Linked DNA regions of Homo sapiens: region 1 is linked to region 2. A link is a loop called in an ENCODE intact Hi-C map of the cell type or tissue named here. Cell type or tissue: tibial artery. All regions are shown on one strand.

The links. Hi-C counts contacts between places; a loop is a spot of excess contacts. Peaks named below come from ENCODE experiments on the same cell type or tissue, not always from the same donor. Only the 100,000 strongest peaks of a DNase experiment are listed, where the experiment ranks them.
Region 1: a loop joins it to region 2, with 6 times the contacts of the local background. A loop is called at or near these places in 50 of 110 quality-filtered maps.

What each region holds. Positions count from the first base shown.
Region 1 is chr18:21,994,799-22,002,798 of GRCh38, reverse strand. It overlaps LINC01900 (long intergenic non-protein coding RNA 1900), which reads right to left. Exons shown (of 3, transcript XR_001753529.2): 3 at 7,822-7,989. Among named protein-coding and RNA genes, the nearest start is that of LINC01900, 18 kb to the right of the region's middle. In tibial artery, a CTCF peak has its summit at 4,991; DNase peaks (open chromatin) are centred at 545 and 6,166; H3K27ac peaks cover 1,022 bases.
Region 2 is chr18:22,558,742-22,566,741 of GRCh38, reverse strand. The region is part of intron 2 of LOC124904265 (a long non-coding RNA gene); the gene reads right to left. Among named protein-coding and RNA genes, the nearest start is that of CTAGE1, 140 kb to the right of the region's middle. In tibial artery, a CTCF peak has its summit at 3,414 (motif pointing right); DNase peaks (open chromatin) are centred at 6,598, 6,841, 7,067, 7,621 and 1 weaker place; H3K4me3 peaks cover 3,578 bases; H3K27ac peaks cover 5,745 bases.

The DNA of each region.
Region 1 (8,000 bases), 560 kb after region 2:
TTCAATAACTCGCTCAAGTGCATAAAGAAGCCCCAAGTTTTGATTGTGGAGAGTTAAGAAGAATGTTATTCTCACTCACTTTCACAAATGTTTCCCTTGGCCAGGCGAGGTGGCTCACGCCCGTTATCCCAGCACTTTGGGAGGCCAAGGCAAGAGGATCACTTGTGGCCAGGAGCTCAAGACCAGCCTGCACAACATAGCGAGACCCTATCTCTATTTTTTTTTTTTTAAAGAAAAATCAATAAATTTCCCTACATTGCCAGTGACAGGCACAGGATCTAACCCAGGTGTACCCATCCAGGTATTGCTTGTGCTTAGCTGGTTCATGGAAAATCAAAGAGTCCCTCTTCCTTCAGCAGGTGGCAACATGCAGGCCTGCCTTCTGGCCACAACGTGCCAATTTCTTGCTCTCTCGACCTTCTTTATGGTGCCCTCAACTCACACCTGGATGGAGGCACAGCAACTGCACAAAAAAGTCACGACTCAAACGGCGGTCACTGAGACCACGCTTAACAGTGGAGTCACTGGGTTAATCATAAATCATGGTTGTCCTCGCCTAGTCTTTAAGACCAGAGTTCGCCCTTCTCAAAGCAAGTCCACGTCCTCCCTTTGAGTAATGGGTCTGACAACCCGAACTCAAACACAAGCCTGCCCACCACGCAGACTTATCAGGGCTGCCCGCAGGGCGCGGGAAGGCGCAGGGAGAGAACAAGGGCCCCTGCCGCAGGGTCGGGCATTATCGGCGGGACAGGGCCACCGCTTGTTTTCCTTTCGCTGAGCGTGTGAACTGGTGCCCGTGTACAGTACCAGGCGGTGTAAAAGGTGGTTGCTGGGCCCCTCTGTTTGTGAGGGCTGTTGACACAAGGTTGGGTCCGGGTGATGAAGGCTGATTCCCGCCCTATTTTTCTGATAGCCATAAATGAGAGAAATTCTACAGGCCCCTTTGCCCGGAGCTTGGGAGTTCCATCTTGCTGGGGAAGGAGGCTTTTTGCATCCTGGGAAGAGCTGAGCTTTCCCCTTCAGTGGAACGAGAGCACGTCAAAGAAAAGGGGTTTTGGCGGGACACGGTGGCTCATGCCTGTAATCCCAGCACTTTGGGAGGCCTAGGCGGGTGGATCACTTGAGGTCAGGAGTTTGAGACCAGCCTGGCCAACATGGTGAAACCCTGTCTCTACTAAAAATACAAAAATTAGCCAGGCGTGATGGCGTGTGCCTGTAGTCCCAGCTACTCCGGAGGCTGAGGCATGAGAATCGCTTGAACCTGGGAGGCAGAGATTGCAGTGCAACAGAGGGAGACTCTGTTTAAAATAAATAAATAAATAAATAAATAAAAGAGGCAGGGAGTGGTGGCTCACACCTGTAATCCCAGCACTTTGGGAGGCCGAGGTGGGTGGATCACCTGACGTCAGGAGTTCGATACCAGCCTGGCAAACATGGTGAAACCCTGTCTCTACTAAAAATACAAAAATTAGCTGGGTGTGGTGGTGCACACTTGTAATCCCTCCTACTCAGGAGGCTGGGTCAAGATAATCACTTGAACCCGGGAGAAGGAGGTTGCAGTGAGCTGAGATCATGCCACTGCACTCCAGCGTGGGCAACAGAGAGACTGGGTCTCCCCTCCCACTGCCACAAAAAAAAAAAAAAAAAAAAAAAGCCGGGTGCAGTGGCTCACACCTGTAATCCCAACACTTTGGGAGGCCGAGGTGGGCAGATCACGAGGTCAGGAGATTGAGACCATCCTGGCTAACACGGTTAGAGAATGGCATGAACCTGGGAGGCGGAGCTTGCCAGTGAGCTGAGATCACACCACCACACTCCAGCCTGGGCAACCAAGCAAGACTCCGTCTCAAAAAAAAAAAAAAAAAAAAAAAAGGGAAAGGAAAGGGGTTTTAGTGAAATATCACATGCAACAGTACCACGGAGAAAAGGCACTAAGAACTTGAGAACTGCTGCAGAGAGGGGGGCCTATGGCTCTTCAGCCAAACACTTGTCTTACCCTGGGGCCTATAAGACAGACTAAGGAAGGGCCTGTTCCCCAAGCAGAACTTTAGCTCTAAGGCCAGACCATGCCTTGAAGTATCTCCCATTTTCTACAGTAATTCACCTGACCCAGGGACTCGTGAGGAAGTTACTTGGATTTTGCTGCCTATAGTCCCTCTGGGAGTAAATGCAGTATTTACTCCAATTAAAAATACCACACGGCCTACCTGACCTGATTCAGGGCTATTGGCATATATTTTGGAAATTAACCTTATTCCTAGCCTAAATTTCTCCTTCCTACCTAAATTTTCTGTTTTCTTGTGGTACAGTTGTGTAGTTGTGAGCTGCTTATAATTCATACTGGAAAGGGGTGAGCCATAAGTCCAAAGTAAAATACTTCTAGAAAGGAGCTTTACATGCCCTTCCAGGACAGAATTTCCAACAGTTCTACGGGAAGTCCTTCAAGCTGTGTTAAGACTATGATGAATTTGGCAGAGGAATTTGGCAGTGGTATCAGGTTTTAGGGACTTTGGGAAATTGGGAGAGATCTAATTTTCCTCTGGGTCAAAATACAAGTCAGGGCTCCGCATCTTTTTTGAGCTAGCTTGGGCTTTGGGCTCAGGCTCAAATCCCAGCCCCTTCACTTACTAGTTTATATCCTGGGCACATGACTTAACTTCTCTGAGGCTAAGGTTTGCTCTCCATGACTATGTAGGTCATATCCACAAAGGGTTATTGAGTTCATGCATGTGACTGTCCCTGGCACAGCACACAGGAGGTTAACAGATTTTCCAATCCTCCTTTCTTTTGTTTTCAAGCTACTCTCTTTTTCAACTTGCAACCATGTATTTTCTTTAAAATGTATCACAGCATCAGGCCAGAAAACAAATAGCACCTAATTTGCCACCAATGGAAAGAGCATTTTGTTCACTGGTATATTCATGTGGGAGCTAGTGTAGTGGTTAAGAGAGCAATTTAGAGAGCCAGGCAGTCTGGATTCCAATGTGAGTTCCACGTACAAGCTCCAGGCCTTGGGCCCAATACCTAATCTCACTAGGCCTCAGTTGCTTCATCTATAAACTGGTGATAGTATTATACACATCATACACGTTTGAAGAATCAAATGAGATAATCCAAGTGAAGTGCTTCATTTAGTGCTTGGCATATATTAGGTTGGTGCAAAAGTAATTGCTCTTTTTCCAATTACTTTTAACGGCAAAAACCACAATGGCTTTCACACCAACCTAATGATAAGCATCCAGGGAATGTTAGCTATGGTTAGTGTTTAGTATGATATAATTATTGTTGCAGTTATTGTTGGTTTTACTATTATTGTAATATGGTATCATCATTATTCATACTGGGAACAACAAAAAATTGGTTTAGCTACTTGAATCTCAAATTTACTTCCATAATCTTTACTAATAATTGTACTAGTCTTGATAAAAAATGTGTCCCTCTCTACCTCCTATAGGTCAGTAGCAATTTGATAATATTATATGTTGTTACTTAATTAGAGTCAGGCATTGTGCTAAGTGCTTTCCATGAATTATCTCATTGAATCCGCATAGCAACCTGTAAACTCAGTTATTTATTGCCCCATTTCACAGCCAAGAAAAAAGGTTTAGTGAGAGGAGGTCACACTGGAAGTGGCAGATGAGAGAAGTCCCTACACCAGCTGAGCCTCAGGGGCTGAAAGGATTAGACTGAAAATGATCTCCAAGATTCCCACCCAGCACCATCATCTATTATTTTAAATTAATAATAGTTTTGCTTTATTACCATCTGCCGTATATGTGAATTTATTCATTTGGATGGAGTCTAATGTATAAAGAAAGCTATTGTGACTTTTAGAAAAGACTTTGCTCTAGCAAATTCTACGTAAATAGGCTGATTTCTTTCAGTGTCTCTTGGCTCCATGCTCCCAAAGCCTTGGAAGAACTTTTCCTCCATGTCCAGCACACTATCTCCTTCTTACACGCTCCCAGCCTTCCTAACTTCCACCTTCTGCCAACAGTGTCCACACCTCCCCTCCTCCCCCTGCCATCCCTACACCCAGACCCGCGGCGCATTCCATCTGCCGCCAAGTCCTCACAGCTATTTCTGTCAACGTTATCAAGACCCAAATCCGACCAGCAACACTCCTCACTTGGAGTCCAAAGTCACTTCAGAAAGGCCGGAGAACTCTACAGATGTAAGCTGCTGCTATTATCCTCTCCATATAGATCTGTACACTGATTATTTGTTCCTTGAGGACAGGAATTTTAAACGTTAACATACATGCAAATTACTGAGGGATCTCATTAAATGCAGATTCTGCTTAGGTTACTCTGGGGTGGGGCCTGAGGTTCTGCATTTTGACAGCTCCCTGGATGCTGCTGGTCCCAGACTACACCCTTATCTCAGTTATAGCTCTCAACACCCCTTCAAGGAAGGAATATTGCTCACATTTTATAAATGATCAATGGGCAAGAGAGGTTAAGAGATGTATCCAAGGCCCCAGAGCCGGCGGGTAGCAAAGCTGGGATCTGAACCCAGCTAGATCTTTCTGACTCCATACAACAAAAAAGAAAATAAAATAAAACAAAAAAGAGTATACACACACACACACACACACACACACACACACACACAGAGTTATGTATACGTCTGTATAATGATATCAAACATATTTCATTCTTTATCTCATTTTAACAGCATGACCCTCATAAATGCCTAGAGAAATTTTCAGTCCTGCATGTTGTCAGAACTTAATAAACATTCAATCCGTATGTGGAGTAGGAATGTCTGGGACCTGTTGCTTGGGAGGCCTCTTCCTTTCCTTATAAGCAGACTCATGAAGATCTTTCCTAAAGGTTTCCCTGGGGACTCTATACTTTACTTCTGTTACTGATTAAACTTATTGACTCTAGCACTTTTTTTTGCCTCTAGCAATCCAGTCCCATAGAGAAGCTGACAGATACGTGTTTCCCAATTAGTTTGAATTATGAAAGTAAGGGTGTGAATAATAGCGACCACTAGTGGTGAGTCAGTGCCATCTCACGAAGTAGAAACAGGACGTTGTTAAGTCAGCAAAAAAAAGGGGATGCAGCCTTGCTTCTCCAAGGAGGGTAGCTCCTCTGCGGCAGCCATGAGCCAGTCCAACACTGGCTGCCTTTTCAGGGCCCTGGAATCCAGTTGGAAGATGTGTGTAGGGTCGGAAGGAGGAACAGGAAGATACAAATTAAACAGAAAACACAAAACGAAGCAGCAAACACACAAAAGATGATTACTGGGCAGCTCTCCTGTGAGGGGAGAGTGGACGTCATAGGAGGCTGAAGGAGGTGCTCCCGGGAGCTGGGTAGACAGGAAGGTATCGTGAGGAGGCAGGACTTCAGCTGGGACTTGAAGGGAGAATGGGATTTGGAGATAATGGCATTCCAGGTGGAAGTCATGGGCCACCCAGACAGAGGCCCAGGAGATAGGGGAGTGAACCAAGGTATTCTCAGGATGGAGTGGAGGTGGGAGGGATCCCAGCCCATGAGACAGGGCAGAGAAATCTGGGTGGGCGGCCTGCTTAGTGGAGAGTTGATTACCCGGCCAGGGACTGTGGCCATCACACAGTCGGGGAATGACTTGAGGGAGACAGCAGGTCAGGGAGTAAGTAGTAGACAGGCCATCTACAGCCAGGCAAAGTGGCTTTGGACCCTGACTTCACTCCGTAATAGGTACAAAATAGGAAGGGACACACCTGTTTGAACTTTAGGTACCTCTATTTGTTACTTGGGCTTGATAGGTATTGTCCCAGCGCTTTTCTGGGGCCCCTCCTGGCATCAGAGAACAGGAATCAAGTCCAAACAGGCCTGGAGAGGCAGATACACCAGGCCCTTTCCCAATCACCTGTCACAGCTCTCTGCCCAGGGCCTTTTAGAGAGGCCAAACAGGAACAAAGACAGGGGTGCCACTAGCCACCCCGGGTAGGACACTTCTGTCCTTTGTGGGATATAAGCCAGAGGTCCAAATGAAGGATATTTAGTTTGCCTTTTTGCTAACAGATTAGATGAACAAATAGTACAAGGCCTCCCAGAACAATGAGCCCAAGAAAGGGCTGGGCCAGAACGGACTTGAGTCTGGGGTTCCTGACTCCCAAAGCACAAGGCCCAAAGGCCGCCTGGGTGAAAGGTCTGAGTCAGCCTGGGAGGGACCCGCAGCTGCTCAGGGCTGCTCCTTCTTGGGTGATTTCAAAAGCTACTCCTGGCCTCCAGCTCAGAGGACTGTGTGCCTTCAAGGATTCATTATTCAGTAAGAAGTCAGATGCTATTTGGAAAACAAACATTTCCTGCATATCCATCCAAGTGGGACACTTTAACATAAGAACACTATCTATCATCACAACAGCCCTGTCATTTAGGTATTTTTAATCCACAATTTACAAATGAAGACATTAAGCTCAGAGAATTTGATCCAAGTTTCAGAGCTGGTAAGCCACAGCTCCAGCATTCAATCCTTGGTCTCATTCCTTCCCAGCCCACCGTTTTTATCCAAGATGCCTCAATGACCTCTTCCCTGCAAGAGCCTGCCTTGAGGCTTCCGGGAGTTTTGTCCATCAAAGCTTTCTTGGCTCTGTTTTCACAGTTTGGGAAATGGTACCAACACAGGCATTTCTTCCTACTGTTTGCCCATCATGACCCACCCACTGTTGCCTCCTTAGACTGCTCCTGTGCTATTCCCAGGAGAAATATTACTGCTACTACCACTACTACTAATACAAATGATCTTCACATATTGAGTTTCTACGGTGTGCTGAGCACATGAGTTTATAAATATATGGTCTTATTTAACCCTATAATTATACCTTTTTTTTTTTTTTTTTTTTTGAGACAGTCTCACTCTGTTGCCCAGGCTGGAGTGCAGTGGCCCAATCTCAGCTCACTGCAACCTCTGCCTCCCGGGTTCAAGCAATTCTCCTGCCTCAGCCTCCCGAGTAGCTGGGACTACAGGCTCACACCACCATACCCAGCTAATTTTTGTGTTTTAGTAGAGATGGGGTTTCACCCTGTTGGCCAGGCTGGTCTCAAATTCCTGAGCTCAAGTGATCTGCCCGCCTTGGCCTCCCAAAGTACTGGGATTATAGGCGTGAGCCACTGCTCCCGGCTTATACCTATTTTCTATATTAGGATCCGAAAACACAGAGAGATAAACCCACTTGCCCAAGATCACCCAAGTAGTAAGTGGTGAAACTGGGATTTGGACGCATGACCTCTGACTTCAGAGCATGTGAGTTTAAGCACTGGATTCAATACACATATGTACACACCCAACCTGTTCTCCCTATTTCCTGTCTTGATCATTTTGGAAATAATTGAAACAGGAAATAAATGTGACAAATAAACTTGTCGCAGGTCCTTTCCTTGAGAACTAACATCACCATCTACCCATCAACCCCGTGGCTCTAGCCAAATATCTAAGAGTCATCTTGATTCGTATATATATATTTTTTTTCCTTTTTTTTGAGACAGAGACTCACTCTGTCACCCAGGCTGCAGTGCAGTGGCACAATCTCGGCTCACTGCAACCTCCACCTCCCGGGCTCAAGCGATTCTCCTGCCTCAGCCTCCCCAGTAGCTGGGATTAGAGGTGCCTCCCACCACACCCAGTTAATTTTTGTATTTTTAGTAGAGACGGGGTTTCACCAGATTGGCCAGGCTGGTCTTGAACTCCTGCCCTCAAGTGATCCTCCCGCCTCAGCCTCCCAAAGTGCTGGGATTACAGGCATGAGCCACTACACTCAGCCTTGATTCAGTGTATTTTCACATACTGATAATTATAAAGCAGGCAGAGTCTTATTTAAACCTGTGATTATTCTATGTAACAGAATTTTAATCCATTAGCATGGTGATTATTCTTCCTGAGTGGGAGACACTAGTCTCTGTTTGGTCTTTAGCCATGAAACACCTTTATACACATCACACTAAATCTCATTCTCTGCAACAAGCGCTGTCCCTCCTCTGAACGCGTGAGCCATCCAGCCTAAAACAAAG
Region 2 (8,000 bases):
AATTATTCCAGCTAGGATTTTATCTGTTCTTCTGCCTGATAATTCTTAGGGAAAACATAGTCCTTTTACCTTCAGTAGTGGCTGCCCAGTACTTTTTGAACACCCTTTTTATATGCAAGAAATCATCTTCCTTACGTGCCCCACATCTCTTAGTGAGAAAATAGGGAACTTTCTTCCCAGCCACCTTGTAGCTGGACACAGGCATGTGACCCACACCCCACCAATCACTATACTTAAATGTGACTTGTGTTACTGTTTGAGGGAGGGGCTCTATGGAATCAGTTTGGTTGTTGAGGTGGTATTCTAGGCATCCAGGACACCAGGGTTGGAAAGTTGGGCTCCTGGGTAGAAGTGGCAGGATGGTTGTTTGGTGCAGTTATGTCCTGGCAGCTGAGCAAAGAGGAGCCCCCACTGCTTGGCATTGGCATAACCTTTGGTGTTTTCCTCCTCGGATCAGTTTTGGACATGGTTTTGGACATTGTTTCTGGAATCCTCAAGCCTGGTTCTCCAGACATTTAGCAATTCCATGAGAGATGCAATATTTTTTCAGTCAACTCTTTTTGGGCTTGGTCTTTTGAATTAGAATTAGTTCCATTATTTGAAATTAAGAACCTTGGCTAATACGTTGTTCTTCCAGGAGAACGTTCTTTCTATATATAAGATTTTTGCCAGGAACTTTTGCATCTTCCTCTGGAATAATCACAGAAGCAGATCATCTTCCTCTGGAATGATTAAGAAAAATCATGACATGAACTTGCTATGTGGAATCTAGAAAAGTCGAATTCATGGAAGCAGAGCAGAAAGGTAGTTACTGGGAGCAGAAGTGGAGGGGAACTGAAGAAACGTTGCCCAAAGGACACAAAGTTTCAGTTATGCAGGATGAATACTGCCAGAGATTTAATGTACAGCCTGGTGACTGTGGTTGATAATACTGTATTGCATACTTGCAATTGGCAAAGGGAGTAGATCTTCAAATGTTCTCTCCCTCCCTCCCCCGGACCACACGTATATACGCAGTAACTAAGTGAAGAGATGGATATGTTAATTAGCTTGACTGTAGTAATCAGTTCACTGTGTAGTAAATAAAATTAACAAAAAAGGAAAAACAATGATAATATAGATTGCCTTTGATTTTTCCTATGCATGACTTGGAAATTTAGCATATATTTATTGAGTACCTACCACATGTGACCCTGTGCTGATGCTAGGATGCCATGGGAGGTGGTAGAGAATATAAAGGTAAGTAAACCAAAGCTCACAGTTTCAATTTAAAATAGTTCTGTGTAAAATTATTAAATTACTCTTTAATTACTCCAGCAATTCCCAGCAGTCTTTTTTAAACAAATATAGCCTCAAGCCTCTTGCAGAGATGCTTTTACTTCTTACATATTTATATTTATTTTTATTGTGCATTTAAAAAATATTTTTCCCAAGTATCTATTGACGGATGAATGGACAAACAAAACAAAGTGTAATACACACACACACACACACACACACACACACACACAGACAAACACAGGAATATTATTTAGCGTTTAAAATGAAGGAAATTCTGACATGCTGCAACATGGATTAACCTTGAAAATATGCTAAGTGAAACATGCCAGTAACAAAGGGGCAAATAGTGTTTGATTCCACTTATATGAGGCACCTACAGTGGTCAAATTCGTAAAGGCAAAAAGTAGAATAGTAGTTGCCAGGGGCTGAGGGTAGGGGAGAATGAGAAATTATTAGATAGTGGAGACAGAGTTTGTTTGGGAAGATTTTTTAAAGTTCTGGAAATAGATGCTGGGGATAGTTGCTCAATTATGTGAATGTACTTAATGCCACAAAATTGTACACTTAAAACACTTAAAATGGGCCAGGCACAGTGGCTCACGCCTGTAATCCCAGTACTTTGGGAGGCAAAAGTGGGCGGATCATGAGGTCAGGAGTTTGAGACCAGCCTGGCCAATATGGTGAAACCCCGTCTCTACTACAAAATGCAAAAATTAGTTGGGCGCTGTGGCGCGTACCTGTAGTCCCAGCTACTTGGGAGGCTGAGGCAGGAGAATTGCTGGAACCCAGGAGGTGGAAGTTGCAGTGAGTTGAGAGCTCGCCACTGCATCATTCCAGCCTGGGTGACAGAGCGAGACTCTATGGGGAAAAAAAAAAAAGTTAAAATGGTAAATTTTATGTTACTTATTTCTTACAACAAGAAAAATGCTTTTTAACCAAACAGAATATAAACTCTTGTGAACAGGGCTAGGGAACTGATTTTCTCCTAATCACTAAGAAAATTCCACCTGAGAGGCAAGGGCCTAGGAGTTGGAGAGCTGGGCTCCTGTTTGGTGCCAGCTCTGTGGTTAGCTAGCTATGTGAACTCCACTCAACCTTGCCAAGCCTCAGTTTCTTCATCTTTCAAATGAGTAAGAGTGGGGAGGGGCACCGCATATCTCAGTGCTCTGATTTCCATTTAACCACAGATTTAGAACCAAGGTGGCTTGGCTTCAAATATTCAACTCCTCTGCTGGCAAATAAACAGATCTTCGGGAAACTGTACTTGTCTTCCAGAGAAAAGGTTTATTTCAGTAGGTTCTCACAGAGCAAATCTAAGCACCAACAATGTAGAGTTTTGAGAATGCAGAGTATTTCCTGAACACATAATCCTTCCCTCCTTGAAACTGTCTATGATGTAGGAATTCAGTTCCCATCCAGATTTACAGATGTAAATCTTCAGTTACCTAATAAAATGGAGAGAAGAAAATCATGTGATTATATTTTGAATCTAGTAATACTAATGAATTCAAAGCCAGACTTCATTTTAGAGGGCTTTTGTAAAAAGTTCTATTTTCCAATCTAATGCTTGGTGTTGAGTCTTGAAAATTTAAGGTAATGCAAACCCTATCATTTCCACCTCTAAAAATTCTATCAGAGTCTCTAAGAATCTATGTTTAGGCTCCTTACACAGCGGCAAACATGGAAACAATATTTATCGTCCACAACTTTCCTAGGTAGATCAAATTGTTCAACACAGAACTGGCATTCTACTGGCAAGTGCCTGGTTACCAGCTAAATAGTTGGGTACACCCAGTAGACCTGCAGATAGAGAAAGCTTTCAAGACCAGTCTGGATACAAACAATATCTGGGAATCAATTGCCTAGGACTATCTCAATGGTAGGAGAAGTCTGCCTCAAGGAAATGTGTATTGTTCTTGAAAATGCCAGACACCAGTAGGAAACACAAACACAGACTCAAAAGAAGCAGGGAATGGCAGACTGAATAAACAGCACGTGCGCACCCATTTTCCTAGGAAATATGTGTCCAAGACTGAAGAGTTGTGGTGCAGTCTTATCTGTCATTTACGTCTTAAAGATAGGTGAGTCTTGGATAATATCGTGCTTGTGCCCCACAGGAGGCTGCCAACTATTATCATAGATCATCCACTAGAGGGTGACAACCACATATGCTTAGGGATGGATGACTGTAGACACAGTGCACATTCCACAGTCCTGAGAAGAGTTTCTTGAAGCTCATCCGCCTAAGTGGTTGGACTTTCACTTTGGAGTCGCCCATAAAAAGGAGAGAGGGAAACTATACATCTTTTCCATACTTATGGCCTAGGTTGTCTCTCCTTTTCAGACTTAGTTAAGAAAAAATTAAATATATATACGAATTTTTTGTAAGTAGAAGGAACACCTCCTATCACATTAAATAGGAGGTGAGTATCTCTAACAGTTGGGAGAAGGACATGCTGAGATTTTTTCCTATTACTATTATGGATCTTTGGGACAGTTTCAGTAAGTACTTTCAGGGGGTACTTGGTTTTTCCAACTTGAAAATGGGGGCTATTCATTATAAATCTTAGAGCAAAATTCTGATAGCAAAGTAGATAGAGGAATATAGAACCTTTTATTAGAAGGTTTTTGTGTCTTTCTAGGATAATTATTACAAGTAGTATCAATATATACCAACTAATATGCATGAGATAAGATGGCGGGTCTGAGTCTTGGTTGGGATGTGGGTCTGGAATCTTGGATTATGGACATAAGAAATATTATGAACACTTAATGAACACCTAGGCAGCAGGCTCAAGCCCAAGCACACACCACAGTAGCTTTCGAATAGTTTGGATGTATTCTAATTTGTATTTCTCCCCAGCTACTTTTGTGGGTAGTCATTTAGGCAGCCCTTCATAGAGTTCTGGGTCTTTTCCTTAACTTTCCACAAAAATGTTTCAGCTTTAGGAAGAGGTTTTGGGAAACCAGAATGTTTCCATTACTGTACGGTTAAACCTTTTGTTCACTACTTAGACAAATATACTGAGCACTCATTTTTGTTTTTTTTTTAAGAGACAGTAGCTTTTATAACAGGCTCGAACATAAGCTCCTGTGAACTATGTACATAGTAAGTCCTCCGTAGCTGTTGCATATATAATCCATGGTTAGTATAAAATTATCGTAATTTTAAATAAGACAAGCCATAGTTCTATGAGTGATATAATTTTAAATAAGACAAGCCATCGTTCTTTGAGTGATGTGTTTGAGTGATGCTTCTTGATACTTCTTTCAGCTTAAACATAGAAATCATGATCACACCACTGCACTCCAGCCTGGGTAACAGCGAGACTCTGTCTCAAAAAAATAAAAATTAAAACTAAAATAAACATAGAAACCAGATTTTCTTTGGTTTCCTCTGTCGGTGACTTTGGCTGGTTCTCTTTTGCATGTTCGTTGATGTTTCTCCTTGCCTTTGTGTTTAGTGTTTTTAGCAGGCGGTGTTTATAATAGACTAAAACTTTGGGAGCCAGACAGACCTGGGTTCAGTGGGTTTACATTGCTGGGTTTTATAAGGATTAGAAGCAAATATATGTACAGTGCCTGGCACAAAATATATAAACAAAATGTTGTTTGTTAGTTATTAGTACTAGCTGTATTAATAATAATAATGATACTATATATAATAATATACATTTGTATATATAATAATATATATTTGTATATTTTATATATATAAAATGATAATATTGGAAAGCTAGAGGGTGCAGCGAAGAGATGGCAGGGTGAGCGTGGTATAAGTCTGAATTTGGCCATCTGGTTATTTGCAAGTTCTCTTCCAGCAAATATTTGTTGTGTACCTTCCATAAGCAGCATTGTTCTAGGCACTGGGGACCAAGTGAAAAACCAGACCCCGTCCTAGGAACAGTATTTGCTGTTTACATTGTCATATAGGAAGGAGCAGTGCACTTAGCAAGAGAATTTTTTAGTGGTGCTGTTTTGGGACCTGCTTCTATTTAACTTAACGGAAACTGTTTTCAGTAACAGATTTATTGAGATATAATTCACATACTATACAATTCACCCATTTAAAGCATGTAAGTCTGTGGTTATTAGCATATTCAGAGTTGTACAATCACCATCACAATTAATTCTAGCAGTCGCTCCCCCAGTCCCCTTACTCCTACCCCCACCCCCAGTTCAAGGTAACAGCTAATCTACTTCCCGTCTCTATAGAGTTGCCTGTTCTGGACGTTTCATCTAAATGGAATTATAGAATATGTGGTCTTTTATAAGTGGCTTCTCTCACCTAGTTTAAAGTTCTCAAGGCTCATCCATGGTTATAGCATGTATCAGTATTTTATTCCATTTTATGGCTGAAAACATTTTTGAAGTTTCCTTAATGCACATTAAATACTCATATGTTGATTGATTCATTCATTTTGTTTTTCTAGTCTGTGTTGTTTCTCTCTCACTCTTTCTCCTGCCCTTTCTTGGACAGGTTTTCTCTCTTCCCTTCTCTTTTGAAAGCAACCACCCTCCTACTGTTACCGCAGACTCCTGCTTTAACTTTAATATCTACTGAGATTTGGAGCCTGTGGCACCTACTCTTTGCAATGACAGAAAATCTGGTTTCTGTCCTTTATTTCTTTCCAGTCCTTTCAGTTTCAATCTGTGTGCCCTCCAAATGCAATAGCTTAAGATTTCTTTAAAGAACATCTTAGACTTGGCCTTGGAATGGAAGCTTCAAATGATATCTAAAGAATACATGAACCAGCCAAAGGAGAAAGTGGAGGGAATTAAAAAAAAAAAAATCAAGAATGACAGCCAGAGAATTTTCACAAAATTCGGACAGGCTGTGGCCGTTTCTTATTCTTATGTCTGATGGATTGAACATTTCCCACAAGGGCTTGGTACCATCTAGGACCTGAAGATACGCTGAAGGTTCCTCGTAAAATCCAGCCTCTATTTTATTCTCACTTCCTTTCTTCTGGGTTTGGCCTATGCAAAGCCCACCGATAAGTTATAAATGACTTATCAAGCATCAGCGTTTGGAGAGTAGACGGCTCCATAAATACCTACTTGGCCTCATTAAAAAGCTACAGCGATTAAAGAGAATGATTAGTGTGGTGCCAGAGGGGAAAGCAGAAAATCCAACATCTGACTCAAAAAGGGCCAGACCTCTTCTCAGGGAAGACCGCGGGTGTCAGGGAAGAGGATCTGGCCCGCGCCCCGGAGCGGAGCGCCGGGCGTCGGCGTCTGCGGAGCCTGCACCAGGGCCTGTCACGGGAAGAGTTATGAAAAGTGCACGCGTTCTCAGAGACGATTACCCTCTTGCCCTCCACGCCTCCTTCCCAACCTCCCCTTCCACTCCCTGCTGCCCCCACTGGAACTCAAAGCATGATTAAAACAGAGAAACCTATAACGGGGATGAAATGACCCTCAAATGACTGCTTAATTACAGCGAAATGAAAGCCGGGGGGCTACAAATAACCAGGAACTGTCCCGGCTGTCACTGAAGAGGAGCCTGCGCATGAGTCATGAGTCATGAATTAGCCACTAAGTGTTCGCCGCCAGCCCCCGGCCGCCCGCCTCTGCCCTGCCCGAGCCGGGCTCGCCGGCCCTCCACGCCTGGCCCCACAGAGTCCCCCGCCCCCGCGGGCGTCCGGGCCGGGTCGGAACCGGGCGGTTGTTGTGATTCCCAGGGTTCCCCAGTCGCCCCCGGCCGCCCGGTGGGTCGCTGGGTCGGGGAAGGCTCCCAGGCTGCGCAGGAGACAGGCTGACTGAAGGAGCGCAGCCAGCGCGGCTGCAGATAAGTTAATGTACACAGAGAGGATGTAAATTACCACGACCCGCAGCAGCAGGACATTGGCCAGGGCCCTGTCAGGGAGAGGACAAGCGTCGGGGGCTGCGCGCTCGCTGACACCCACCCGGGATGGAGCCGCCAGGCGGCCCGGCCGGGGAGGACCTCTTGGAGCCAGGCTTTCCTTGAAAACAGCTGCGTGTCCCTGACACCTCCAAACTAATGCATTTTTAATCAGAGGAATTAGCTCTAGGCGTCCCATATTTTTCCAACCTCCCCCCACCAACCCCTGTCTCTTCCAGCCACGTCCCCCTCCCCGCCCCTAGGTTAGGGACTGGCAGTCCCATTCTGTTTCTTTATCGGGACTCTGCAGAGTCCCCCGCTGCCCCTACACCCCCGAGACCAAACCACTTTTAAAAAAAAAATCTCCCTCCCCACCCCCATCCTCCCACCAGCCCTCCTCCACCGCCGGGTTCGCTCCAATGCAACTTTCGCCCCCACCCTTCCCTCTGTTTATACAGTGACATCACAGCCCCTGGCTCTCTCCAAGACTCAAAGAAAACAGAGTTCAAAAAGGCAAACAGGAAAGCCCGCCGGTCGTGGGCACGGGGTGAGATTCGGTCCACCCGCGGCGGACCGCGCAGACGCGCATGTGCGCGCACCTCGGTGTGAGCCCGTCTCCACTGGGACATCCTCGGGAAAGGGCTGCCCAGGCCGTGCTCCCCGTCAGCCCCGGGGAACTCAATTCCCTTAGGGAATTGAAAAATGTCCAGTAGTCACATAAAAGAAAGTGAAAAGGTAAAACAGGTGAAATTAATTTTAACAATATATTTTTAATCTGATATATTCAAAACATTATTTCAATATGTAATCAATATAAAAATTATAAATGAGATATTTCATATATTTTTTCACAGTGAATCTTCGAAAAATTACA